Linked DNA regions of Homo sapiens: region 2 is linked to region 1. The links are chromatin loops, found by intact Hi-C in ENCODE. Cell type or tissue: HepG2. All regions are shown on one strand. Links, peaks and the distances in the headings refer to the core of each region. The heading gives the core; the rest is flanking DNA.

Evidence for each region. A loop is a pair of places that touch in the nucleus more often than their neighbours do. Peaks named below come from ENCODE experiments on the same cell type or tissue, not always from the same donor. Only the 100,000 strongest peaks of a DNase experiment are listed, where the experiment ranks them.
Region 2: it touches region 1 in a loop (14-fold over the local background); 2 of 110 quality-filtered maps call a loop at or near these places.

The regions. Positions count from the first base shown.
Region 1 is chr10:122,046,693-122,061,430 of GRCh38, reverse strand. TACC2 (transforming acidic coiled-coil containing protein 2) reads right to left here. Exons shown (of 23, transcript NM_206862.4): 3 at 10,881-10,993. Among named protein-coding and RNA genes, the nearest start is that of TACC2, 65 kb to the right of the region's middle. RefSeq lists an enhancer at 6,423-6,717. In HepG2, for the core only: CTCF peaks have their summits at 7,201 (motif pointing left) and 9,612 (motif pointing right); DNase peaks (open chromatin) are centred at 4,550, 6,660, 7,170, 9,640 and 1 weaker place; H3K4me3 peaks cover 597 bases.
Region 2 is chr10:122,176,798-122,191,535 of GRCh38, reverse strand. All of the region lies in intron 7 of TACC2 (transforming acidic coiled-coil containing protein 2), which reads right to left. Among named protein-coding and RNA genes, the nearest start is that of BTBD16, 87 kb to the left of the region's middle. RefSeq lists enhancers at 10,663-11,200, 12,277-12,814. In HepG2, for the core only: no CTCF peak of the experiment used is centred there; a DNase peak (open chromatin) is centred at 8,195.

The DNA of each region.
Region 1 (14,738 bases), core at 3,917-11,916:
TGTGGCCGTGGAACTCGGCAGACACACCTGACCTTAGTGCTTTTCACATCTCAGCATATGGTCCCACCTGCCCAGTCACTCAAGCCAAAGCTTCAGGAATCTTCCTCGATTCTTTTCTCCCTCCTTTTTTTTTTTTTTTTTTTTTGAGACGGAGTGCAGTGGCGCCATCTCGGCTCACTGCAAGCTCCGCCTCCCGGGTTCACGCCATTCTGCTGCCTCAGCCTCCCAAGCAGCTGGGACTACAGGCACCTGCCACCACGCCCGGCTAATTTTTTTTGCATTTTTAGTAGAGATGGGGTTTCACCGTGTTAGCCAGGATGGTCTCGATTTCCTGACCTCGTGATCTGCCCGCCTCGGCCTCCCAGAGTGCTGGGATTACAGGTGTGAGCCACCGTGCCTGGCCCCCCCCCCTTTTTTTTTTTTTTTTTTTGAGATGGAGTCTCTGTTGCCCAGGCTGGAGTGCAGTGACATGATCTTCGCTCACTGCAACCTCCACCTGCAGGGTTCAAGTGATTCTCCTGCCTCAGCCTCCCGAGTAGCTGGGATTACAGGCATGCGCCACCACGCCCGGCTAATTTCTGTGTTTTTAGTAGAGACAGAGTTTCGCCATGTTGGCCAGGCTGGTCTCAAACTCCTGACCTCAGGTGATCCGCCCACCTTGGCCTCCCAAAGTGCTGGGATTACAGACATGAGCCACCGCACCTGGCCTCTTTTTCTTTTTCCTTCTAAAGCCAGTCTATCAGCAAGTCCTGGCATCTCTAGCTCCACTATATCCAAAATATGGAAAGCTGCTCACATTTTCTCCACCTTCACTGGTATCTCAGTCCATGCACTCTCAATGGGCCAAGACCATCCCTAGGTGGGGTGAAAATTGGTTCTTGAGAGGTGAAAAGAGCCTTAGATAGTACAATAGTCTGTGGCCTCAAAGGCCATAGCACAGAAACATATACAGCATTCCTGTGGTATTGAACTTTCTTGGAGAGGGAAAGGCAATGAGGAATAAATGTCTCTAACTTCCTTGCAGGCAGCCAGGAGTGAGTGGCAATAAAAACGAGCTTGAGAAACCCTGCCCTAGTTCCAGGTACCACATCTTGCTTGGGGATTTGCCTGGGGCTCTGCCTGGGGCTCTACCTGGGCCCCTTCTTTGACCGCCTGGCCCCAGTCTTGCTTGCATCCCCAGCACCAGAAGGAAATCCAAGTTCCTCACCATGGCCTTCAGGGTCCAGGCTTGGCTGATCAGGCCCCTGCCCACCTCGCCATCTCTCACTGCCTCAATGGTCACCCATTCCTCTAAAGCAGGGAATTCTTCCTCCTTAAGCCCTTTGCAAGGCCTGTCCCTCCACCTGGAATGCCTGGTCCCCTAGGTCTTCCATGTCTGCCTTTTTGTCATTCCAGACGCAGTTCCTGTATCACCTCCTTCTCTGGCCATCTAATCCAGTGGTTCTCAAACCTTAGGAGTGCCAGATCCCTGGGCTTGTTAAAACACACATCACTAGGCCCCACCCTGAGTTTCTAGTTCAGTGAGTGGGAGTGGGGTCAAAGCTTTGCATTTTTAACAAATTCCCAGGTGATGCTGAGACCACTGGGCCAGAACCCCACTTTGAGAATGGCAGGTCTAATCTAAAGTAGCCACTTTCCCTGTTACTCTCTAGCTTGACACCCTGCTGGGTACCTTTCAGAGCCTCCACACCACCCAAAAGTGTCTCTGTTCTATTTGTTTCCTTGCTCAATGTCTAACTCCTTAACTACAGTGTATTTACCCACCGGAGCAGAGCTCCCATGGTGCGTGCTGCCAGCTGCATCCTCACCACCTAGTGCAGGAGCAGGCACAGAATGGCTGCCCAGTAAATATATGTTGGAAAAAAAAAAGAGGAGAGAACAGGAGAGGGGGCATGAGTCTGTATGCGAATTATCCAAAGCGCAAACAAAAGTTAGCTATCCTTATTGGCCTGGGGGTAAACCCTGGTCAGTGTCTCCCAAACTTGCTTTCTCATGAGAATCTCATGGGATTCTTATTACAAACACAGATTTAGGGGTCTCATCCCAAATCTACTGGCTCAGACTCTTCAAGGGGGGAGGGGGGTGTTCAGGAAACGGGTACTTTAACTGATATCCCAGTCAATTCTGATAAACTGGTCCTGGCAATAGCTCACCATTCCTTAAATTTCCCTCCTCAGAAGAATCACCTGGGGTGCTTATTAAAAACACAGATGGAGCCCGGGTGTGGTGGCTCACGCCTATAATCCCAGCACTTTGGGAGGCTGAGGCGGGCGGATCACAAGGTCAGGAGTTCGAGACCAGCCTGACCAACATGGTGAAACCCCGTCTCTACTAAAAATACAACAACAACAACAACAACAACAACAACAAATTAGCCAGGCGTAGTGGCAGGCGCCTGTAATCCCAGCTACTCAGGAGGCTGAGGCAGGAGAATGGCTTGAACCCGGGAGGTGGAGGTTGCAGTGAGCCGAGATTGCGCCACTGCACTCCATCATGGACACCAAAAACGAAACCGTGTCTCAAAAAAAAAAAAAAACACACAGAGGGGGCTGGGCTCAGTGGCTCACGCATGGCCTAGCTCTCACTTTAGATGTCCCAGTGTTTAATGTTGGATCTTTCTTTTGGGTTCTTGATCCAGAACCTTAGCATCTTCTTGTCAACTGAAGAATCATGAGGTTCATAAATTTGGGGAGGAAAGCTTATTTCTTATAAAGAGTTGCAGTGGCCAGGCACGGTGGCTCATGCCTGCAAATCCCAGCACTTTGGGAGGCCGAGGCAGGTGAATCACAAGGTCAAGAGATAGAGACCATTCTGGCCAACATGGTGAAACCCCGTCTCTACTAAAAATACAAAAATTAGTTGGGCATGGTGCTTCGCACCTGTAGTCCCAGGTACTTGGGAGGCTGAGGCAGGAGAATCACTTGAACCCGGGAGGTGGAGGTTGCAGTGAGCCAAGATCGCGCCACTGCACTCCTGTCTGGCGACAGAGTGAGACTCCGTCTCTAAATAAATAAATATATAATAAAGGGTTGCAGCCTGCAGGCTGGCCATCCATCCCGCAGGCTGGGAAGTGACAGAAGCGCTTCCGCGCTTTGCAGCGGAAGCCGGAAGCAGGCACTTGAGGTAGGGAAGTTTGAGACTGGAATTTATGCTGAACAGGCGAAGTAGACACATTCAACAGATTATAGGAAGAGCTATGAGTATTCATGAAGAGGGGCGTGCATGCATAGTAAGCAAATGGACATGTTACACCCCATGCTCACTTTGTGGTGTAGACAACATTTAAATGCGCTAAAATTAGGCTTTATACATTAAAAGGTGACGCAGAGGGTGCGAAGGCACTCAGGGTGCTGAACCACTCCATGGTGGGTGGTCTCTTGTGTGGAAGGAATGCTGGTCAGTTGTTGTGTGGAAACCACAAAAGGGAAGGGGATCTAGCTGAAACCAGTGGTGGAGCAAGTCTTTCGAAAGGGCTGGTTTGCTTGTTTCTGTTGAACCCTTAGGAAAGAAGTCTAACATCATCTAGCGAGGGAGCAGGTACGGGAAGGTTGTCTGACCTCCATCCTCTCAGGGCTCCAAACTCAGTTTTTGTTTTTGTTTTTTTGAGACGGAGTTTCACTCTTGCTGTCCAGGCTGGAGTGCAATGGCTCGATCTTGGCTCACCCCAACCTCCACCTCCTGGGTTCAAGCCTCAGATTGAACCCTGCCTCAGCCTCCCAAGTAGCTGGGATTACAGGTGCCCACCACCATGCCTGGCTAATTTTTTTTAATTTTTTAATTTTTTATTTTTAGTAGAGACAGGGTTTCTCCATGTTGGTCAGGCTGGTCTCGAACTCCCGACCTCAGGTGATCTGCCCGCCTCGGCCTCCCAAAGTGCTGGGATTAGAGGCGTGAGCCACCGTGCCCGGCCAAACTTAGTTTTTAAGGCTTCTTTAGGGTCCCTTTGGCCAAGAGGGAGTCTGTTCAGCTGGATGGGGGGCTTAGGATTTTACTTTTATTTCTCATTCTTTGACTCCACCTCTTCCGCCCACACCCAGGCAGTCACCGGGTTCTGTGGGTTCTCCCTTGGGATTCCTTCTGGCCACCATTCCTCTACTACAACAACATCCCCTAGTGCCCCTTCCAGCCGGCACCCTCCACCCCTCCAGTGCACCAGTCAGTGCCTCACCCTTATCTTCAGAACACTTTCCTGGCATGCATAAGCCCTTGTTTATTTTATTTTATTTTTATTTTATGTTTGAGACGGAGTCTCACTCTTGTTGCCCAGCTGAAGTGCAGTGGCATGATCTCACCTCACTGCAACATCTGCCTCCTGGGTTCAAGGGATTCTCCTGCCTTAGCCTCTCTGGTAGCTGAAACTACAGGTGTGCGCCACCATGCCAGGCTAATTTTTGTATTTTTAGTAGAGATGGAGTTTCACCAGGTTGACTAGGCTGGTCTCAAACTCTTGACCTCACATGATCCACCGGCCTTGGCCTCCCAAAGTGCTGGGATTATAGGCATGAGTCACTGTGCCCAGCCCAGCCCTTGTTTAAAAGCAAACAAACCACAAAGCACTTCCCTAGCTTCCAGTTACCTTCAGGAAAAAATCTCAACCCCTCACCTGACTGACAGATTCTCCTCAACATGGCGCCACTCCTCATACCTTGTTTTCAGTGAACGTCACCACCTGGGTCTGCACTCACTTCCTACTCAGCCCTAGAGAGGTCCAGTTCAGGAATTCTGCCCCTGCCTGGAATGGCCTCTAGAGTCTGCCCCTTTCACTCAAGCTCCCTCCACCCCTGCCAGGAGACCCTCCTTGTCCACTCCAGCTCTCAGGGAAGGCTTCTTCTGAGCCCCAACAGCACTGGGCTGAGGTGGTCACACAGCCGCGTGGCAGAATGCAGCAGTCTTCATTGTGTGGTCTCTGGACCAGCAGTACTAATACCTGGGAACCTGTTAGAAATGCTCCTTCCTGGCTGGGCGCAGTGGCTCACGCCTGTAATCCCAGCACTTTGGGAGGCTGAGGTGGGCAGATCACCTGAGGTCAAGAGTTCGAGACCAGCCTGGCCAACATGGTGAAACCCCATCTCTACTAAAAATACAAAAATTAGCCGGGCATGGTGGCAGGCACCTGTAATCCCAGCTACTTGGGAGGCTGAGGCAGGAGAAACGCTAGAACCCGGGAGGCGGAGGTTGCAGTGAGCTGAGATCGCACCATTACACTCCAGCCTGGGCGACAAGAGTAAAACTCTGTCTCAAAAACAGAAAAAGAAAAAGAAATGCCCCTTCACAGGCCTCACCACAAACCTGCTGCATCAGACTCCCCAGAGGCGAAGCCTAGAAATCTGTCTTAATCTGCCTTGCAGGTGATCTTGGTGCCCACTCAAGTTTGAGAACCATCAGATAACAGCTAAGACTCCAGGCTGTTGAGTTTCCACTCTCCTTCATTCAGTGACAAAGTGAGACAGGGTATGGATGGGACTTGGCCCCCACCAGGATTCTACTAGACCTTGCATACCCCATCCAGTGCCATCCCCGCTGACCAAGAGACCTTGAAGAAGCTAAGGTTAGCAGCATTCCACCATCATCTTATTCAAGGAAGTTAACCCTATTGCCCGCATACGCACAAGTCCAGAATGACCCATCTTCACCCACTGGCTCATCGTAATACCAAAATTCCCACCCAGGTGGGGCTTATCTGCCATTTTTTGGGTTTTGTTTTGTTTCATAAACTTTTATTTTGCGTTCAAGGGCACAAGTGCAGGTTTGTTACACAGGTGAACTCGTGTCATGGGGGTGTGTTGTACAGATTATTTCATCACCCAGGTATTAAGCCTAGTACCCATTAGTTATCATTCCTGATCCTGTGCCTCCTCCCAGCCTCCTCCCTCCAATAGGCCCCAGTATGTGTTGTTCTCCTCTATGTGTCCATGTGTTCTCATCAGTTAGCTCCCCTTATAAGTGAGAACATGCAGTGTTTGCTTTTCTGTTCCTGTGTTAGTTTACCAAGGATAATGACCTCCAGCTCCATCCATGTCCCTGCAAAGGACATGATCTCGTTCTTTTTTATGGCTGCATATCTGCCATTTTTTGATCATGCAATATATGCCCTAACATGTTTTTCACTGTGCCTGTGCACTCTGTGCTCTACCCCACACGTGTAACGACGCTCCCATACCTCATGCTTGTTCACGTCACCCTTCTTCACTTTTTTTTTATTTTTTTTTGGGAGACGGCGTCTTGCTCTGTCACCCAGGCTGGAGTGCAGTGGTGCAATCTCAGCTCACTGCAACCTCCACCTCCTGGGTTCAAGCAATTCTCCTGCCTCAGCCTCCAGAGTAGCTGGGACTACAGATGCATGCCGCTACACCCAGCTAAATTTTTGCATTTTAGTAGAGATGAGGTTTCACTGTGTTGCCCGGGCTGGTCCCTAACTTCTGAGCTCAGGCAATCCACCCACATCGGCCTCCCACAGTGCTGGGATTACAGACGTGAGCCACCATGCCCTGCCCACCCTTCTTAAAACACCAAAAAGACCTGTCCTCGGGGAGCCAGCCGGAGAACTTTGCTCCAGCGCTCTCTCCCTTGTGTTCAAACATAAGCCCCTCACAAAGCCTTGTTTGGGAGATCTGTTTGGTCTTGTGTCAATTACCATTGCCTGGGAGCCTAAGCACTGTGGTCAGAAACCAAAGGCGCCGGGAATTCAGCTAGAAATCACTCAAGGTCACTCCCTGCCTGATTCTCACTCCCTGAGAAAAGCCGGTCATCTCGAAACACTGCCCTTGACCTTTTTCAGAAGAAGGAGCACAGGAAATGGAAGCACAGGAAATGGCCAATGACCAACAATTTTTGACCTAACTAAATGGTAATTTCCTCTGGTACAACCTAATATTAATAGCTCCATTATCTGGCAAAAGGTTGTAAGATAAAATCAGTTGTGTCTTAAGGATCTAAAAGGAAAAAGCTGCTCAGTCCCTGGTTGATGATATCCAAGAAGGGCGGACCAGGGACCAGTCCAGACTGCTAATCAGCTGTACTGCTACATCAGCTGTACTGGCATGGACACTGCTGAGCAGAAAGAGATGCTACTGGGGTTAAGCTTCACCCTAGGAGGCTAGGATCATTCTCCCTCAAGAACCCAGGGGCCTGTGCAGGGATGGTCATCAGGGAGGCATGTCCCAGACTCTGGATGGTTGAACTACGCTGGGCTAAGTTACAACAGCGCCACCACGTGGCAACCAGAAAAGCAAGACAGTCGAATTGATGGGACCCCACTCTTCCTATTGAAGAACTTTGGGGATGAGTAAACCCCATGTTCTAGCATAATTCAGAGGGAGGGAAGAGCCTCGAGGAGAAACAATGGACTTTCTACCTCTAAGGTAGATTACATCATGCTGCAAGCCTCAGTTTCCTCATCTGTAGAGTGGAGATGATGCCTGAGCAGAGGGACCATCTTTGGGAATATTCACACACGCATTCTGCCTATATTCTTCCCTCGCTCCATGCCCAGCAGGTGGCCACTGCAGGCCCTTCTGTGTTTTTTGCCTCTGGATTTTTCCAAGTAGAAAACAGAAAGAGTTGCAGGTCAATGCGTCTTCCCACCTTTTGTAAAAACTTACATCCTTTGAAGAGAAAATGCTGGTTGTCCAATGAGGCCAAGGGACAGATGCCTCAAGGCCAATGCGCCTGAGAGTGGAGAGAAAGGGCCCTGAACAGTGGGGAACCTCTGAGAGTCCCTCTCTACTTCCAGACCGTGTCCTCTGGTTCAGAGGGGAATGAGCAGGGAGGGTGCTCGAGGAAGCGGTCATGGGCTCCCAAAGCCTCGCCAAAGATTTCCTCCTGCCTACGGTTGTGGAGAAGCAGCACAGTCCCTCAGCCTGAGGGGCAGTGTGGTCACTGGCATCACAGGGAAGGTGCTGGGGTTGGGGAGGGAATGGATGATGGTCTCAATGCACCAGGCTCTGGAGAGAGAAGTCCCAAGGATGGCTGCCCTGGGTGATAATGGTTTGGCTGTGTCCCCACCCAAATCTCATCTTGAATTCCCACGTGTTGCGGGAGGGACCTGGGGGGGTGACTGAATCATGGGGGCTGGTCTTTCCCAAGCTGTTCTCATGATAGGGAGTGGGTCTCACGAGATCTGATGGTTTTAAAAACGGGAGTTTCCCTGCACAAGCTCTCTTCTCTTTACCTGCTGCTATCCACATAAGATGTGACTTGCTCCTCCTTGCCTTCCACCGTGATTGTGAGGCTTCCCCAGCCACGTGGAACTGTAAGTTCTTCATTAAGCCTCTTTTCTTTGTAAATTGCCCAGTCTTGGGTATATCTTTATCAGCAGTGTGAAAACGGACTAATACACTTGGCATACCCACCAGCCTGGCAGGTAAGGACTCAGGATCAGAACCGAATAGGTTTTAAAAAAAATGCAATGATCTATTGCACACACAGAGCATTTGGCATAGTGTCTGGAACCCATATGCAAAATGAATGATAAATGCTCTTTATCCTTGTTGGTGACGCCAAGGACAGGTGACTCACTGAAACCGCACACAGGAGCCCTGCTCCGTCAGGAGCGATGGACTCACTGTCAGCCCTTGCAGAGTAGGAGGGCCTGTTCCTTCTCGATAGATGGTTTCTGAGTTAGTACAGGGCCCTGCACTATAGACACACACACATTTATAGAGGAGAATCATGTTTTTAATTGTGAACAGGAAGCTGCTTTTTTGAGTGTGTTCTTGGAAGGCACCTGTTTGTTTTTTTTTTTTTTTTGAGGCGTAGTCTCACTCTGTCGCCCAGGCTGGAGCGCAGTGGTACGATCTCGGCTCACTGCAACCTCCACCTCCTGAGTTCAAGCGATTCTCCTGCCTCAGCCTCCTGGGTAGCTGGGACTACAGGCACACGCCACCACGCCTGGCTAATTTTTGTATTTTTAGTAGAGACGGGGCTTCACCATGTTGGCCAGGGTGGTCTGGATCTCCTGACCTCGTGATCCACCCACCTCGGCCTCCCAAAGTGCTGGGATTACGGGCACCTCTTTTATGCTCAATTTGCATGCCAACGAGAGGCAATTCTTCAAGGGAAAAATAATAATTGACTAAAGCTGGGGAACAAGCAACAAAAGACATTTGAGCTGCTGCTACTCTTCAGTCCAGCTGTGACACAGGCCTCGAGCAATTCCCAGGCCTCAGGAGATCCCAGGACCTCACCAAGAGGGAAAGAGAAGAGCTGGACCCTGGGCCTCAGCAGCCACAGTGGCTTCCCTTGTGTGGGATTCCAGAAAAGACAAATGCATTCACTAGTTTCATAGTCATCCAGAGCCAAGTCAGAGGTCTCATTAGAACCAAAGACTAAAACCTTTGTCCTGTGACCCTGATGAAAAATTCATGGAAATGGAACAGACACGGGGGTCTGGGGAAGTAGAGGAAGCACCATCTTTAGCAGAGAATAGAGATCAAAGGTGCTGTTTGAGGGATCATTCTGATTCCCTCAGCAAAAAACACTCTGCCCCATCTGATTGCCATTTCCCTAAAGAAATCCAAAGCTCCTGCCAAGATGCCCCAAGTACTTCCTCTGGAAAGCCACATAGCCCAAGCCACCCACTTCCATGCCCCAGGCATGAAAATTCCTGCCACCAGGGGTTGCTCTGACTTACCCAAAGCAAAAAAAAAAAAAAAAAAAAAAAAAAAGTCACTTTGAGTCTCAAGGTTTTGCAAAGCTATGAAGTAGCATGTGAGTCAAAGTTGCATTGTCTATGACAGGGGCCTATCATTCCATTTTGCATTTTTGTTCCACAGAGTTCCTGCTCATTTGCTTCCCTTAAGGCCTGTCATGATACACTCCTGAGAGCTGGGCTCCAATTTTGCAGGGTTTTTCTGACCAAATCCATGGCCTGTTTGCGAGTTGAACCCACGAGCAGTTATTAAGTGCCCCCAGCGTGCCTGGCCTGTGTCCATGCTGGACACCAGGTGCTCGAGTCTGCTGGACTACTGCTTGTATCCCCTAAAACTATGAGTGTGGGGCCAACATGGGGAGAGGCCCAGGAGAGAGCCCCGGCAGGGAGCCCTAGGGCCTGGCTGTGGCTCATAACAAGAGCCAGTGACCAGCCAGGCATGGTGGCTCACACCTATAATCCAGCACTTTGGGAAGCTGAGGCGGGTGGATCACCTGAGGTCAGGAGTTAGAGACCAGCCTGGCCAATATGGTGAAATCCCGTCTCTACTAAAAATACAAAAAATGGCTGGGCATGGTGGCGGGCTCCTGTAATCCCAGCTATTCGGAAAGCTGAAGCAGGAGAATCGCTTGAACCCACGAGGTAGAGGTTGCAATGAGCCGAGACCGTGCCACTGCACTCCAGCCTGGATGAGACTCCATCTCAAAAAAAAGGAAGTGACTGATGGGCCACCCCCGCACTGGCCACATCCCACTGCCACAGTTGGTTTCTGGGATTCATCCACCAGCCTCCCTGGGACAAAGGGCTTGGGTGGCTTTGGTAATTGTGTTCTCAGTCCTCTGTTTCATGGTCCAGTGCCCGCAATGGCCACCACACTGAGTTACAGACTCCACTTAGCCACGGATTAGACACTGATAAACCCCTGGGAACCCTTGATGTTTTCCATTTTAAGTTCTGACAATGAAGATACTCTGGAGTGTGGCTGGAATGGAAGTCTATAATTACTAATTTCATCTTTGGGCAGGCAATCAGGATGAATTTTTCAATCATGCAGGCCTAGCCAGTCACAGAGAGGTCTGTGAACCACTGCTTGGAACATCTCACCACTGAGGACGATACCATGTGTCTAAGGGTCCAGTTTCCAAAGCAAATGGGGCAAAGCTAATGCTGGAGCAGGCAATGAGCGGGGCAGTCCTTGGGCTGCATCAGTCCTCCAGAGCTGGCCTCCTACCTGGACGCGTCTCTGTGGTCAGGGCTTCCGGGCGTGTCCTGCTGCTTCCTTTTTATATTCTGACTGTTCCCGGGTGGCTGCGCGGACCTTGGAGTCTGAGCTGATAAAGTCCTCTGAGCCAGGAGAAAAAGAAATTGGAAAGGAAATCAGATAGGAGTCTCTGAAAACACAAAAACATTTATCAACAGGGCACCCACCACAGCATTCAAGGTAAGGTTGTTCACTTGCTCTGCCGTCCAACGAAACACCTACTATGTGCGGCACTGAGCTAGGCCTTGAGGATATATGGCAGCGAAGCAAAGGTGGCTGCTGCTCTCATCCAGTGGGGAAGAAACAAAGTCAAACAAGCAGTTCCAACTGAATGCTTTAGTAGAAAAACCAAAACTGGGGACACCTACCACACTTTGGGGTCACTTGCTCCCTAGGAGAAGTGGAGCATTTAAACTAAGACTTGAAAGTGTCCAATTTGTTTGTGGCACTCCTGAGATGAAAACACATTTTCCTCCCGCCACCACCGATGGCTTCACATACCAGAATTCAGCTGGAAACCTAGGGAAAAAAACTAACCGGAAGAAGAAAACCATGAACGCTTAGAAATCTGGACCCAACCACTTGGGATCCTAACCACTCTGAGAGTTGGTCACCTTTTCTTTCACTCCAGGATAAGCTTGTCCACCGGTTAGTTGATTTGTTGTTGTTGTTTTTATAAACCATATTCCTACAGACTAGTTGATTTTTAAAACCAGGATGCAAAAATATAAGGCTCAGTCAAAACTTTAAATCACAGGACAGAGATGAGATTTAAAATTAAAAAAAAAAAACAGAACCTCATTTAAATGATGCTATTTTAGTATAATATAAAAATCAGAAGAAGGGAAAGGGCTTTTGTAAGCTCCAAGCTGTATTTCCCAAAGCAGTGGTTGTCTTTCATTTTGTTTCCCCAGCGGCGACCCTGTGCCCCCACCCCAAACAACATGCACCCCTTGTTCTGGGATGGGGTCTGCCTTCTTTCAAGAACAGTTCCACCCATACCCTCCATCCCTGAGGTTCTCATGGAAAATGCCAGTCATAGTGCCCCATGTCCCTGCCCACTGGAGTGTACATGAGACTCCGGTCAAGCCAGGACCTTCTACGGGATTCCCTGAAGAACCAGGGCAGTTCTGGTGGGGGGTTCTATAGAAGGTGAGTCGGGAAGTCACCTGCAGCCTTGTTTCCAGCTGTGGTGGACGAAACCGCCACAGAAAGAGATGGCAGAGCTCGCAGGCAGAGAAAAGCCGAGATGCCAGGCAGAGGGAGCAGCCCTGCTGGGGCCAAGGCCTCATTCTGCCCTAGCCATCTGGGAGCTCTATGATGAGGCCGCATGCATTGCCCTTTTCACCTTAGCAGGTGGGTACAAGCTGAATTTCTGTCACTAGCAACTGAGAGTGCATTCCCCGGTCCACCTCTCATCCAGATGAGCTGCACCAGATCAGCTTGGAGGAAAACAAAGTACTCCCTGGTCAAACACCTTTGACAAGTGCTACATAATATAGGCCTCCTTTAGAAATTCACAATGCACATTAGCATAGTAAAAATTCTGAGTTCTACAGCAGAATAACTTACTGAATTTTAACTCAGAGTTTGCCAGAATTTCTTGACCACAGGACTCTTTGTTTATGTACCACAGTTTAACATCTTATAGAACTCGCGTTACATGGAACACACATTTGAAGACAGCACAAGAGCTCATTTCTTTCTACCTTGCTTAAATCTAGCAGATGGTGCAAATCTGTACGACAGACATTCCCTAGCCCATGGGCACCTTTGTGAAAATCAGAAGGTGGCACTCTTCTGGGCCAAATGCATGGCCTGGGAGCAGACAATGCCATTGTGTGAATTAGAAACTGCCTCCCCAGCCGGGTGCGGTGGCTCATGCCTGCAATCCCAGCACTTTGGGAAGGCGAGGTGGGAAGACTGCTTGAGCCCAGGAGTTCGAGACCAGCCTGGGCAACATGGAGAAACCCATCTCTACAAAACAGAAACAGAAACAAATAGGGGAAAGGAAAAGAAAGGAAGAGGGAGAGAGGGAAGGAGAGAGGGTAGGAGGGAAAGAAGGGAGGGAGGGAGGGAGGGAGGAAGCAAGGAGGGAAGGAAGGGAGGGAGGGAGGAAGGAAGGAAAGGGAGGAGAAAAAAAAAATAAGGCTCCATTCCTCCTCTCACGTTGCTCACAGTCTAGGGAGACAGACCCCAGTCCCATGGCTGCAGGGGTGTGCACACAGAGGGCACCCCAGGAAGATAGTAGGTATGGCTCCTGCCTGGAGGTGAAGCAGACAGCCCCCAAGGTCCCCCAGGAAGGGAGGGTCCCCACTCATCAAACTCTACCAACCTCTAGCCTATGGATTTTGTAAATTAATCTTGACGTTTCTGCAGGACATGTGAAAGCAAATCATCTGCCTAGTCTGCACCTGGGGACTTCTTGAGACCGTCAGACTTGTTGGATGGGCTGTAGTCCTTGACCTTCAGACACCAGCCCGAAGAGCAAGCTAGCTTTGGCTAAGGTTCCCCTACCTGGTGCATTTCCCTGAGTGGTTGGCTATCTGTGTTCATCCCATTGTGTCCAAAGGTAAAACATAAAAGATGCTTCATCTCTCAGGTACCCATACAGTCTAGTGCCAACATGAACACTACAATGCAAAAATTTTCCTTCATTTTAGCTGAAGGATAGAATGTGGGGGAAAGAGAACAACAGCAATAAATGCTCCTGTTATTGAGCACTTACTAATGCCAGGCACTGGGCCAGTATCTTTCCATGAACTATGTCATTGAATTTGCACAACTGTCTTAAGGGAAAGATGGATATTTGTGTTCCTGTTTTAGAGCTGAGGCTCTGAGAGGTTTAGTAACTGGGCCAAGACCACACAGCAGTGGAATCTAGACATAACCGATTATCTCTGATCCCAGAGCCAGGACAGGGCGTCTCTGTTTGATCCCTTCCACGGGGCAGTGTTGAAGGAGGCAGAAAGAGCTGGGGATGGTTCCTCACACGAGAGGGGGCTGCTGACCTGGGGTTGGCTTGACCTCCCTGCAGGCTGAGCCATTCCCTTAACGAGTGCCCCTGCCCCCCCCTGAGGGGTCTCAGCCTCTTCATCTGTGCATCCAAGAAGACAATCATCCCCATAGGACATTATCAAGACCATGGAAACTTTAAATCACCTTAAGTTCACACTCTATAATCTTCATTTTCAAAGAAAGATTCTTTTTTTTTTTTTTTTTTTTTTTTTTTGAGACGGAGTCTCGCTCTGTTGCCCAGGCTGGAGTTTGGTGGCACCATCTCGGATCGCTGCAACCTGTGCTTCCCGGATTCAAGCGATTCTCCTGCCTCAGCCTCCTAAGTAGCTGGGACTACAGGTGCCCACCACCACACCCGGCTAATTTTTGTATTTTTAGTAGAGACGGGGTTTCACCATATTGGCCAGGCTAGTCTCGAACTCCTGACCTTGTGATCTGCCCGCCTCAGCCTCCCAAAGTGCTGGAATTACAGGTGCCACCACACCCGGCCAAGATTCTTTATCTATAAATTATAAATCTTTGGAAGCATGATTCTCACATTTTACTATAATAACTCAAGATTAACAATACTGAGTGAGTGGCATTTTTATATCAGGGTCCTGCATTTTTGAAATTTTAACCCAATTCCTACTTGTCTGACCGCCATGCAAACCTCAGCAACTAACACCTGAGGCCAGGCCCCCCTTTCAATCACAAGATGACCTGCAGTAAAATATTCTGCAAATAATTTAACAGATAAATCTCATGCCCAGTATTCCATGAGCAAGATTTCTTTTAATTCTGGAAAGAAGACAAATAATAGCCCAGACA
Region 2 (14,738 bases), core at 3,303-11,302, 130 kb before region 1:
TTGTTGTGATTTTTTTTTTCCAGCTCATCAGCTATCATTAGTGTTAGTGTATTTTATGTGTGGCCCAAGACAATTCTTCTTGTTCCAATGTGGCCCAGGGAAGCCAAAAGATTGGACACCCCTGGCTTGTAACACTTTAATTCTCAGCATGAAAAGCATGATAATTACCAGCATTTGTTGAATATACTGTTATGTGTCGGGCACAGGAGTAGGCCCACTGTACACACATCTAAGGTCTTCAGAAACGTCCTGCCTAGCCAGGTATCGTGGTGCACACTTGTAATCCCAGCTACGTGGAGGCAGACTCAGGAGGATCGCTTCGTCCAGGAGTTTGAGACTGCAGCAAGCTATGATCGCACAACTATACTCCAGACTGAATGACAGAGCGAGACCTCGACTCTTAAAAAAAAAAAAGGGTCCTGGCTGCCAGACAGCAGGCCCATTTTACAGATGAGACAATTAGGCATTAGAGGTGCAAATTCCTTTGCCAGAGGCCGTATGGTTACTAAATGATGGAAGCTAAGTCTCAAATCCAGAACTGCCTGTCTCTAAAATCTGTGCCCTTTTCGCTACATCTGTGGCTTCCAAACATTTTCAGCAAGCTCAATTTACAATATGCTTGTAATAGCATTTTACGATATGTAATGTAATAGCAATTTACAATATGCTTGTATAAGGTCCATCATCGAGAGCAATTAAGTTGTTTGGAGGAACTCAAAAACCTGACACTGGGGGCTGGAGACATGAGGTAGCCGGATGCCCGTTGGTTTCTCCCCCCGCTGCACATCACTGGGAAGAGTCCTGAGATGCACCCATGAGTCATCACAAACAGCCCCTGATTTTTAACGGCCTGTCCTGTGTTCATGCAATAATTTTTAATAAGGCAGACAGGGCAGGAGGGTCAACCAGCTGTACCAACCGAATTAATCTATCCGTACCAGGCAATCAATGTGCTAATGGTATCCAATAGCACACAGTGCGGTGTGTACAACCAAGCAGGAAAGAGGGAACAACGTAACCCCAGGTGGGGACAGACTGTGCTGGCCACGAAAACAGGACCCTGCCGAGCTCCTCGACTGTGTACTAGTTCGGCTTAAAAACGTTTTTTCAAGTACTTTCTTGGTCTCTAGAGTCCCACAGAGCACAGTCGGAAAAGCTCTGCTCCACACAATGCTGAATTAAACACCTCCACAGCTGACACACCGTGTGAAAGAAGGGCGTGGAAATTGGCCCCAAAGCAAGAGTCAGGTAGCTGGAAAATGCAGACCCTAAGAGCCTATTTCCCTGTATTTGTGATCTGGTTTAAATATTTTCAGGTTTTTACTTCTATGAACTACGACAACAAAATAGTTTAAGATCAGCATCCACACACATACATAATATACACATACACACATATATACACCCATATGTGAACATGTGAGTATATCTCTAACTAAAACATAAGCATCTTGTAATAAAGAGGTACTATAGATATGGTTCCCAGTATATCATTAAATGGTTACATTTGCTCAAGTTTTACTGGAGATAATTTAAGGGCTTGAAATAATAAATTGCAAAGGCCATAAAATCTTGGAAGTTGGAAGAAAATTTAGAGATCATATCCTATTCCAACACACTTATCCCAGCTAAAGCCCAGAGAGCTAAAGTGGCTCGCCCAAGGTAACCAGCCCATTCATGACAGCTAGAGCTGGAAATTCCATAGAACCAGGCCTACCTTCATGGAGCACTGCCTCCAAACAAGAGCCTTTGCTCTAAATACAACACTCATCCTGGAAATCTAAAGTTTATATAACATTTGAATGTTACCTGATTATCAAGAAACAATTCCTTCTTGAGCATTGCTTAAGGGGAAGAGGATACTTCCATATTCGAATCCAGGTCAATTCCTTAGAATTCCACTTTGCAGCTCCCAACATGAAAGTGATCTGGGAACTGGAGGGAGGGTCTTGGGACCACTCCTCAGAGTGAAAGAACACAGTGCAGGCCAAAGACAGGGGCTTCCTTCTTCTGAGCTCCCCTCCTCCTCCCACCTCTTTTTCCCTTGAAGACCAAGCCCAGGTAAAAGCAACAGCTCTGGACAAAAGCCCTGGTCGGGGAAAGCCAGCCAGCATTGTCCAGGCTGAAAGAGCAGCTGCCATCCCTGAAGAGAGAGGGAGACCTTCCAGAAACAAAACTGAGCCCTCGGCGACAGATCAGACAGTCTCATTCATCTCTTCATCTTGTGTAAGGGTTTGAGGACTCTGTGAGTAAATGGATATTTTTGAAACTGCGCATGCTAGATTCTATTCAACAAAATATTCCGCTGAATGAGACCTTCAGATAGTCTTGCCAATAAAAGCTTTCCCCTCCCCAATCTCTGCACACACACACACCTCGCTGGCATAAAACAGTATGATCAGACCGGTCATTTTTTTTAAGGGCTGACAAACTGATCTTTCACTTCAATTCATCCATCCTGCATATACAAAAGGAATTGCTCTGTTGTATCAATATTTAGCTAAATAAGAACATGATTTCAACACAAGCAAATGCCAAGACCCATCTTGGACGGTCAGGTGACTGAGAAGCAGCCAGCCAGGTACTGCCTTCCATGAACAAACACCAAGCTAGCTCTGGCAAGCCAGGCTGCTAGAATTTTCCAGGCTGACACCTACGGCTGCCTCGCGAAAAATCAAAGCAGATGACAACACATTTACCCCGAGATTCCCAGCAGGTCCTATTTTCAGAATCAAGTAGCTATCACTTCGTGGCTATGTTGTGATGTTACTGGGGTTCCCGGGGCGCTGGCCATCGCCGTCCTGACCATCGCTAGGTTATAGCAGCAGCATGACCAAGTGGAAAGAGCACTGCAGATTGAGGAGTCCCATGCCTGGGTTATGGCCAGGTGTTAATTGAATACAGTTGCAAGAAACAGGAACCCAATTCTGAATTTAAACTAAAGCATGGTCAGGCACCGTGGCTCATGCCTGTAATCCCAGCACTTTGGGAGGCCAAGGCAGGCAGATGACCTGAGGTCAGGAGTTCAAGACCAGCCTGGCCAATATGGTGAAACCCATCTCTACTAAAAAAAAAGAAAAATACAAAGATTAGCCAGGCGTGGTGGCGCATGCCTGTAGTCCCAGCTACTTGGGAGGCCGAGGCAAGAGAATTGTTTGAACCCGGGAGGCAGAGGTTGTAGTGAGCCAAGATCACACCACTGCACTCCAGCCTGGATGATAGGGCGAGACTCTATCTCAAAAAAATAAATAAATAAATAAATAAACTAAAGCAAGAATGGGATTTACTGAAAACCCAAGGAGGCTAAGGAACCACATCTGAAGAGACAGAAATGAGGGCACTTCAGTCCTCCAACCATTTTCTGGATCTCAGCTCACGGTTTAACTTCCAGGGAGGGAGTATCTACTTGGCTCCTCTTGGGTCTCTTGGCTGGAAGAGGGTAGGGAACCTTAACAAAGGAGCAACCTGCTGAGACTCAACAGAATGGGGAGACAGACTTCCCCAAAAGGCAGGCAGGATGTGGAAGGGAGGGCAAGCAGTCCACAAACAACCATAGTCTACTACAGGATGCCTCCCAGCTCCCCTTGACAAGCACATGACCTTAGGCAAGACACCTGACCTCCCAGGCCCTGGGACTGTCACATAAATGGGGATATTAATGACCATAAGGATAATGCCTCCCCATTATTATTGCAGCTCTGATCTGCCCTTGGCCTCCAAGCATTAGAAATTTGGGGAAATAAGGGCTGGGCACCGCGGCTCACACCTATAATCCCAGCACTTTGGAAGCCCGAGGTGGGACGAATTACCTGAGATCAGGAGTTCCAGACCAGCCTGGCCAAGGTGGAGAAACCCTGTCTCTACTAAAACTACAAAAATTAGCTGGGCGTGGTGGCAGGCGCCTGTAATTCCAGCTACTCACGGGGCTGAGGCATGAGAATCACTTGAACCTGGGAGGCAGAGATTGCAGTGAGCCAAGGTCACACCACTGCACTCCAGTCTGGGCGACAGAGCGAGACTCTGTCTCAGAAAAAAAAAAGAAAGAAAGAAAAGAAATTTGGGGAAATGTAATTCTGCTAGCAAGCAGACCAAGTCCTCTATTTTACTTGGTCAAAGCTGCTGAGCTGGACAGGAAAGAGACCCTGGAGGCCAGGAACAAACTGTGGCTGGTGCTAAGCCAGGCCACCTGTGGACACCAGAGTGTACCGAAGAAAGGGCGAGCTCCGGGTAGTGCTGAGGTCAACTTCATCCTCCCCTCAAGGGGCACACAACCAGGTCCAGGGCCAAGGGACTGCTTCCAGAATGAAGGGGGCTCAGTGTGGCACTGTGCCCATGTGGGTGTGCATACATGTGTCTGCTGAAACTCACTCCTCACTCCCCAACACAAACATACTTAGTTTTGAAATTGGCTTATTTGTGACAATACCAGGTTCCTCGCAAAAGAGAAGTGACTTTCTAGTGGCTGAGGGCCCACTGCAGGAAGCGCAGAGTGACACTAAGCCGGCCCCCACACCCTGGGCTCATGATTTCACCGATTTGTAACTAGATCCTGCTACGCCTTCCTGGAGAAAGGCCAGACTGAATCAAGTGTCAGGAGAAATAAAGAAAAAAGAGCCTCGGACCACCCTTTTGGTTTCCTTGCCTTCGCACACAGATCTCCCCAAAATCTCTTTGTAGCTAAACTCCTTGATTAACTTAAATTGGAATCTTAAAACTCAGGTTTGGCCGGGGGCGGTGTCACATGCCTGCAATCCCAGGACTTTGGGAGGCCACGGTGGGCAGATCACTTGAGGCCAGGAGTTCGAGGCCAGCCTGGCCAACATGGTGAAACCCCATCTCTACTAAAAATATAAAAATTAGCCAGGTATGGTGGCGGGCACCTGTAATTCCAGCTACTCAGGAGGCTGAGGCAGGAGAATTACTTAAACCCAGAGGCAGAGGTTGCAGTGAGCAGAGATCATGCCACTGCACTCCAGCCTGGGTGACAGAGCAAGACTCTGTTTCAAAAAATAAATAAATAAATAAACTCATTTTATCCCCCCAGAGACTGAGTCTTGCTCGTCACCTAGACTGGAGTACGGTGGCACAGTCACAGCTCACTGTAACCTCAAACTCTTGGGCTCACGAGATCCTCCTGCCTCAGCCTCCCGAGTAAGCTGGGACCACAGCTGTGTGCCACTACACCCTGCTGGTCTCAAACGACCCTCCTGCCTCGGTCTCCCAAAATGCTGGGATTATAGGCATGAGCTACTGGGCCTGACCACTAAAGTGAGATTCTTAAAAAATATAATAGAAACTGAGTTACTTGGCCAGGCGTGGTGGCTCACACCTGTAATCCCAGCACTTTGGGAGGCCAAGGCGGGTGGATCACCTGAAGTCAGGAGTTTGAGACCAGCCAGGCCAACATGACAAAACCCTGTCTCTACTAAAAATACAAAAATTAGCCAGGCGTACTGGTGGGCACCTGTAATCCCAGCTACTCGGGAGGCTGAGGCGGGAGAATAGCTTGCCCAGGAGGTGGAGGTTGAGGTGAGCCGAGATCACACCACTGCACTCCGGCCTGGGCAACAAGAGCGAAATTCCACCTCAAAAAAGGAAGAAAGGAAAATGAGTTACTTATGAATACTAATAAGAAAAGAATATAAAACTGAATTCAAAAAGACACAGAAGGAGCTTTCAACAAGTTGTCATTAAAGTCCTTGTATTTTCTCTAGAGAGGAGAATTACAGTAACATCCTACCTATTCACAAGCCACTTAACAAGCAAACCAGTACCCCCTTACCCATCTGAAACACAACCAGGACCCCAGAAAACACAAACATTTCTGTTCAACCAAGTCATGTGACACAGAGCTTGCACTAAAGGATCCTGCACATTACTCAATAAAAAGCTCCACCTGGTCTTCTCTGAAAAAACACACTTAGCCTTCTCTTACAGTCTAGTCTAATAGGTTTGGTATCTGGTTTCAGAATCCAAATTAAATGAGAAGGGGCAGGGTAATGTTGGAGGCAGGCACATAGATAGCACTGATAAAGAGTATGGCCAGGTGCGGTGGCTCATGCCTGCAATCCCAGGACTTTGGGAGGCTGAGGCGGGTGGACCGCTAGAGGTCAGGAGTTCGAGACCAGCCTGGCCAACATGGAGAAACCCCATCTCTACTAAAAATACAAAAAGTAGCTGGGCATGGTGGCATGTGCCTGTAATCCCAGCTACTCAGGAGGCTGAGGCAGGGGAATCACCTGAATGAACCCAGGAGGCGGAGGTTGTAGTGAGCCAAGATCGCGCCATTGCACTCTAGCCTGGACAACAAGAGCAAAACTCAAAACTCCATCTCAAAAAAAAAAAAAAAGAAAGAAAAGAGTATGTGATAGGCCAGGCACAGTGGCTCACTCCTGTAATCCCGGCACTTTGGGAGGCCGAGGCAGGAGGATTGCTTGAGCCCAGGAGTTCCAGATCAGCCTGAGCCACATGATGAGATCCCAGCTCTACTAAAAAAAAAAAAAAAAAAAAAAAAGAATAAGTGACAGAGGAGACGGAAAAACCATAAAGAAGATGCAAGAAATCAAAGAGCAGTCAGCTCTGGCCAACCACTAGAGCTTCCCCAAGCACCTGGCAGGGGACAGACCCCCCATCGCTATCACCCCTCAGTAACATAATGGCTGTTAACGAAGGTGAGTGGGATTGCATGTACAATCAGGATAACTCCCAGTTAGGTGATAAGTAGGAAAAAAAACCCAGCAAATTAAGAAATGTGTATATAATATGAGCTTATTTCAGATAATTATATATAAACTTACACAAAGATACCTAAATACATATGTATATTCACGTACACAGATGTCTATGTACAGACACACACACATAAAAGCAACACATAGGTGCTGTTTATGTAAGTCAGAAAAAGATATTTAAACACGGGTACCAGCAACAAGGTTGCCTTCGTACAAGGGAGGATGCAGGCCCCAACAAGGCAGAGCTCAGCCACACTGCTGGGGACGCAGGGGTCTCCCCAGATGTGCTCAGCAAGTTCTTCCAAATCTCATCCAGGTCCTGGATACAATACACGGAACCCAGCTGGGATCCGGTTAGCTGGATTTTGTCCAGGGCAACATGGATTAAGGGAAGGAGCCAACAAGGAGTTTGGAAGAAACAGAGGAGTGACAAAAATGTAGCTGTCCCCCTCTGCACTGGCCAGGGAAGACACACCCACCAGGGCACCCCCCCACCCCCAGGCTGTATTATCAGGGGTGCCTCGGGGACCCCCTCCAAGTGCTCCCCCAGCCAGCAAGACACATCCATTCTGCATCGGAGGCTGATGTTCCACACTCACCAAGTGTCCTTCCGATTCCAAGTGTGGTTTCTCAGGCAGGTACCCAAGGACCAGGATGGGGGTGCCTCAGCCAGGGGCTGCGAAGTGTCAGGAATGGGAATAACCCCACGGCCGCTCACCTCAGCTGACATGTTACCGTCCCTCAGAGCTTCCTCATGACTGATCCTTACAACAGGAGAGGCACATGGGTATCATTCCCTGACTATTCACGGTTTCAGAAGGACCTATTTATTCCCCATCACCTGCGGGCACCTGGGCTGGTGAACCAGACAGATAAGCTCCCACTCTCAAGATGCTCAAGTCCTCCTGGGTTCTGAGGATGAGAACTTGGAGCCAAGCGGTTCAGCATCTTGCCTGAGAGCTCAGAACCACTCAGGGGCAAGGGCAGAGCCAAGACAGGCATACGTGTCTTCTGAGCCTCAGCCTGACCCAACTGCCCTCCCCACTCACGGAGGCTCCTGTATGTGAACAGGCTGGAGTCCTTATTTGCAAATCAGTCTCCAGTAGGTTTGGCAGCTGCAGTTTCCCAGAGCAACCTCTCCTCCAGGGGAACGAATCAGCAGAGTTTCTGCATCTAGATCCATAGCAGCCCACGGGGGCAGCCAGCCAGGACCTCCACCCTATTCTTTTGGCCCTTTCGCTCATACAAACAAGGAGGGGGTGTCTCACATGTCTATGCCATGCCATCCCAGCTGCAAAGGCCTGAGATTCTTGGAACCCGCAGGGAGTGACATGGGAAGGCTGTCACATGGAGGTCTTCCCAGACCTCTGCAGGAAAGTCAGGTCAACCCTGAATTCTGTTACTCTCATTACTCACATCCTGGGCAAAGGGCAACACCATCATAGAGCCAACGGGAGACTGAGAGGATGACTAATCTCAGGGTGGACTCTTGCAAACAGGAGGCCACAGGATTCAGAGCAGGAGCAGGTATGGCCTTAGAATCCTGGCTCCTAAGCCCCCACCCCCTGTTGTTTTTTTTGTTTGTTTTTTTGTTTTTTTTGAGACAGAGTCTCACTCTGTTACCCAGGCTGGAGTGCAGTGGCGCAATCTTGGCTCACTGCAACCTCTGCCTCCCAGGTTCAAGTGATTCTCATCCCTCAGCCACCCGACTAGCTGGGATTACAGGCACGTGCCACCACGCCCATCTAACTTTTTGTATTTTTGGTAGAGATGGGGTTTCGCCATCTTGGCCAGGCTGGTCTCGAACTCCTGGCCTCAAGCGATCCACCCACCTTGGCCTCCGAAAGAGCCAGGATTACAGATATGAGCTTAGAAGCCACCAGGCCCGACCTGGCTCCTAAGCTGTTTACATCGAATGTATCTTCACCTATGTGTCTCTGTGTGTCTTTGAACCTGCCTCTGACTCTACCTGCGCCTGAGTCTCCGCCTCTTGTATATCTACCTTTCTTTCTCCACGCCATGCCCCCTCACTCTTCTCCCTATCTAGTCAAAATGAAGAAAAGCACATCTGGAAGCTGCCCTGCTGATGAGAATCCCGCTTATTCCAGCAATAATTAAAGCTCACGTGTTTTGACTTTATAACTCGTCATTTAGTTTTGCCTTAAAAGCGGTACTTCAACACCTTGCAAATATGGGGAAAGGATTTGAAGGCTCTTAGTGCACAGGACAATCACGCCCCTGCATTCATCTCTTGGTAATGTTTCTCTCCGTGGAAACCCATTACTGAGTCCTGCTGAGAAGTCATTGTTTTTAACAAACACAGACACACCTTACATGCAGTTTGCAAACCAGTTGGCTAAATCCCAAGCAACTCAGAAATCGTGGTGAGCTCCTGGTGGGAGCCAAGCAGCTGGAATTTTAATCAGGCATCACACCCTCCCTGCCATGGATAACATGCTCCTGAATGAGGCCTTCAGAGGCCTGAAGCTTTGCCTGATTCAGAGAGAACCTGCGTCCAGAGCAGGTTTCATGTTTGGTCTATTTCACGCATCCAAAAATTGATAGTTCTCAGGGTCCTGCCCAGAGTAGCTGCTCAACAAATACCTCCCACAGCGTTTCTCCCTAATCAAAAAGGCAAACTCTCCAGAGTTCTTTCCCTGCTCTGCTAAATATGGCAACCTGTGGTCTACTGTGTGTCTCAACGAGTCTCAATCATGATTTGGCACATAGAAATAAAGTGAGCAAACCCAGATGTGGGATGGAGAAGCTACAACAGCTTAGTAGAAAGCCTGAAAATCTAGAAAGTCTTAAAAGCTTATTTTCTACTGCAGTCTGCAAGCAGTGCAATAAAGCAGTACAATCACGAGGAAGGAAGACTTAAATCTTTTGTTCCTTTCTTCTAACCTCTTTACATGATAAAAAAAAGAAAAAGAATAGCTGGTAAACAGCACACTAATTGTAGGGAATAAGTATTGTTCAATGCCTTGAAAATGTGCTTTTCCTGCTTCCGATGTTTTCACACTGTTCTCTCATACATAATGCAGCATCCTCAACTCACTCTTTAACCCACTTATTAAAAATTCTGAAATGATAAAGTCTAAATTAAAGCACTTAATATACGAATTACACGATTCTGACATCTTGTAGGAGAAAACAGCACCACAGCCATCAAATATGAGCATCAACTGATCTGGTTCCAAATTCATGAGAGGTGAGTAACTTTGGACAGGTTACTTAACATCCCTGGACCTCAGTTTCTTTGTCTATGCAATGGGCAACAGTAGGTAGTAGATGGGTTGCTTTCAGAGCTGAGTTTATATTTGTAAAGCACCTTGCACAATCCCAGGCACTTAGAAGGTATTTACTGGCTCCAGTCCTCAAAGTGTTAAAATTCTACCACCAAAATTATTGCATCTTTCACCTTAACACAATAAAGAAACATAAAGCACGGCCATGCTCCCAGTAGCCAGGGGACAGCTGTACCAATGATTCATGAGTTTACAGAGCGATGCAAAAAGAATGTGATTTTCTTGCTCTTCCCACACATCCAACAATGCCCCCTCCAACATGCACACACAGACACATACTGCTAAAGTGGCTGTGGGCGAGGAATTGTAAAACTAAGCAATAAATTTCACTTGAATATTTACTGAATTAATTCACAGCCACTCAAGAGAGAAACTGTAATCAGCCAAACAGAAGAAGGGCTGGCTGGCATTGTTTGTTCTAGGCTCTAGGATGCCTTAAAATTTCTCCCTCTTGGCCGGGCGCGGTGGCTCATGCCTGTAATCCCAGCACTTTGGGAGGCTGAGGTGGGTGGATCACCTGAGGTCAGGAGTTCAAGACCAGCCTGGGCAACATGGTGAAACCCTGTCTCTACTAAAAATATAAAAATTAGGTGGACATGGGGGCGCGTGCCTGTAATCCCAGCTGAGGCAGGAGAGGCTGAGGCAGGAGAATCGCTTGAGCCTGGGAGGCAGAGGTTTGCAGTGAGCCGAGACTGCGCCATTGCACTCCATCCAGCCTCGGCAACAGAGCGAGACTCCGTCTCAAAAAAAATAAAAAATAAAATAAGTTATTCCTCTTGCACTCCCTGGGAAGGGAGGCTTCTCAAAGCTGAGACATGAAGAGTGAAAAAAGAGTCAGTCATTAGAACTCGAGGGAAGAGGCCGGGTGCGGTGGCTCATGCCTGTAATCCCAGCACTTCGGGACGCCGAGGCAGGTGGATCACAAGGTCAGGAGATCGAGACCATCCTGGCTAACATGGTGAAACCTCGTTTCTACCAAAAACACAAAAAAATTAGCCGGGTGTGGTGGCGGGCGCCTGTAGTCCCAGCTACTCGGGAGGCTGAGGCAGGAGAATGGCGTGAACCTGGGAAGCGGAGCTTGCAGTGAGCTGAAATTGCGCCACTGCACTCCAGCCTGGGCGACAAAGCCAGACTATTAACCCAAAAAAAAAAAAAAAGAACTGGGGGGAAGAAAGTTTCAGGCAGGGAGAACAAAAAGATGAAGAGCCCTGAGGTGGGAGGGGGAAGGAGGGTGGCAGGTTCAAGGAATGGGCTTCAGGCCATTTAAGAAAACAAAGCAGGCAACGAGGAGAAAGTTTGCCAGGAGACCCAAGAAGCAGGTAACAATGACAATGACCTGGCCTCGCTGAGACCCATGAGGAGTCTGAAAGCCACTGAGGGTTACACGGGGAAAGGACTCGCCTGTTTTTTTGGAGACACCGTCTCACTCTGTTGCCCAGGCTGGAGTGCAGTGGCGCAATCATGGCTCACTGCAGCCTCGACCTCTTGGGCTCAAGCGATCCTCTGAACCTCAGCCTCCTGAGTAACTGGGACCATGGATACACGCCACCACTCCCGGCTATATTTTTTTTTTATTTTTTGTAGAGATGGTGGCTCCCTATGCTACCCAGGCTGGTCTCAAACTACTGAGCTCAAGTGATCCTGTCGCCTCAGCCTCCCAAATAACTGGGACTACAGGTGTAAGCCACCACGTCTGCTAATTTTTTAAAAACATTTTTTGTAGAAACAAGGGCTCCCAATGTTTCCCAGGCTGGTCTCAAACTTCTGGGCTCAAGTGATCCTCCTGCCTCGGCTTCCTAAAGTGTTGGGGTTACAGGCATGAGCCCCCAGGCCTGGCCCCTGAGTTGTTTTTAGAAGGCCATTCTGACAGCTGTAACAACAGCAGCAGGAGCAGGAGTGGAAGAAGGGTATGGAGCTTGCTCGCCTCCAAGGTGAGAAGTGGCCGGGTTTGTGTCACACATAAAAGTAGGGGTTAAAGTGAAGGGCATCAAGGAAAGATCTGAGATCCCAGCATGTACTTTTGCAAAGTTTTGGCTAAAAAAGGCATTGCTTTTTACTTGCGCTATAATTGATACCAGGAAGATAATAGCTTTTTCTTAATTCCAAGAGATTCTGAATCCTTTATATACTGGTTGATTGAAGAGTAACAAAAATGTCAGAGCCATAATCAGTGGTTTAAATACGACAAGGCAGATAAGTAATCTCAGATTTCAATTACATATCAGAGCTCTAATGAGCAGATACAATTTCCCACATCACATAAGCATCACAGTCTCAAGGTTAAGAGTTTAAATAGATGCTCAGACCTGACCTTCTTGCTGACGAACTACTCAATTTCATGATAAAAGAAACAGGATAAGGTATTGAAACTGACAGCAGTCACCTGGCTTTTCCTCTTCATCATGATTTTCAGCCCTGACTTATAAACATGCTTCAGCGTTTTGTTACTTTCATGGCAAGGTGTTCAAGAGCAGCTTTGTGCTTTGTTTTCTCAAAGGCTCCAAGTTTTCCATTATCTCAATGTTCCTGCTACTTAAAAGTCATGCTTCTGGTTTCACTTGGAATTGTAATGTAAATTGCTTTAAAAACAGTAGGGGTTTATCCTGTGTTTTGTTTTGTTGAGACAGGGTCTCACTCTGCCCAGCCTGGAGTGCAGTGGCCTGATCACCACTCACTGCAGCCTCAAACTTTAAGGCTCAGGTGATCCTCCCACCTCAGCCTCCGAGTAGCTGGGACTACAGGCGCACAACCCCATGGCTGATTTTTTGTAATTTTAGTAGAGACGAGGTTTCACCATGTTGGCCAGACTGGTCCCAAATTCCTGGCCTTAAGTGATCCACCTGCCTTGGCCTCTCAAAGTGCTGGGATTACAGGCGTGAGCCACTGCGCCTGACCCTTTATCCTGTTTTCTTAACTCAGCACAGGATGCGCTGATCAAACATCAGAAATAACGAAGAACTGGCAGGGCGCGGTGGCTCATGCCTGTAATCCCAGCACTTTGGGAGGTCTAGGAGGGCAGATCACCTGAGGTCGGGAGTTTGAGAGCAGCCTGACCAACATGAGGAAACCTTGCCTCTACTAAAAATACAAAACTTAGCCACGTGTGGTGGTGTGTGCCTGTGATCCCAGATACTAGGGAGGCTGAAGCAGGAGAATCGCTTGGACCTGGGAGGTGGAGGTTGCAGTGAACAAAGATCACGACACTGCACTCCAGCCTAGGCGACAAGAGCAAGACTGTCTCAAAAAAAAAAAAAAAAGAAAGAAAGAAAAAAACCCTTATAAAAGAGGCCGTACAGAGACCCCTCACTCCTGCCACCATGCAAGGACACAGCAAGAAGGTGCTATGAGCCAGAAAGCAGGCTTTCGCCATAAGCCAAATCTAACTTCATCTAAGACTTCCCAGCCTCCAAAACTGTTAGAAATAAATTTATGTTATTTATAAGCCACTCAATTTATGGGATTTTGTTGTAGCAGCCCAAAAAGTCTAAGATATCCAGAGGTGAGCTCAGCTATCCTATCATTGTATATTAAATGTTGTCCATCTTCGATCTTGGCAGACTTGCTTACTGACACCTGAACCCAGGGTAAATCCAGGGTTCAGGGGCCTCTCAGAGGCATGAAATGCTGCTCCTTCACCTCCTCAGTGAATCTGGGGCATGTTGTTCTACCCAGGATCTGGAGCTTCTAGCAGGGACCATGGCAGTTCTGGAAGGGCCATTCCCAAGTTTCGCCCCTGTACACCTCTGAAATCCACACTCCCAATTCTTTCTGCGACAGAATAATCCTGTTTGTTTGCGATCACAGATCATGGCCCCAGAGGCTTGGGCCTTATCTCCTCCCCAGCTTCATTCTCCTGCTGCTCAGAAAACCTTTCACCTCTGAGCCATCCACTCCCTGGGCCATCATTTTATTATTTTAGAGACAGGTCTCACTATGTTACCCAGGCTGGAATGCAGTGGCTATTCACAGGTGCAATCATTGTGCCCTGTAGCCTTGAACTCCTGGGCTCAAGTGACCCTCCTGCCTCAGCCTCCCAAGCAGCTGGGATTATAGGTTCATGCCATCATCCCTGCAACTCCATCCTCCCATCATTATAATTTTTAAAAGGCCCTGTGCACAAACATCTCATTGTTTTTCAAACTGCATCTTCCAAATGCAGTTGACTTTCTCTCTGTTCCAGCCTCCCTCCACTGCTCCTTCCAAAATGAGAATGCTTTATCTGAAATTCTTAAATTCCTACTGCCCTCCTTTTCTGTGTTGGGGCTCGGGACAATACCACCCCAAAATGCAACTGTAGGAGGCCAGAATATACCACCCCAAACTATACTTGTCATATTTGGGGCTGGTTATTCTGAGAAACTGCAGACACAGGAGTGGCTCTGAAAAGCTGCCCTTTTGTAAAACACAATGATATCCATCAAGAAAATCTACATTAGTAAAGTATCTCTATCAGGACTGGGGCTGCTCCAGGCAACTGTGATGTACCAAGAGATTTTATGGGCATAACAAGACCACATTTACTCACCCTACACTTCCTCCCCTCACTCTTCCATAACTTGTCTCCACCACCCACCAGAAGCCCCAGGTCCCTATTCCTTTCTGTGGCTCAGGGGGCTATATAAGCTTCCCTCTTCGGACCCTTCTTTTGAGTCTCATATTTTGTGGGACTCCCAGGCATATACACATAATTACTGTGTTT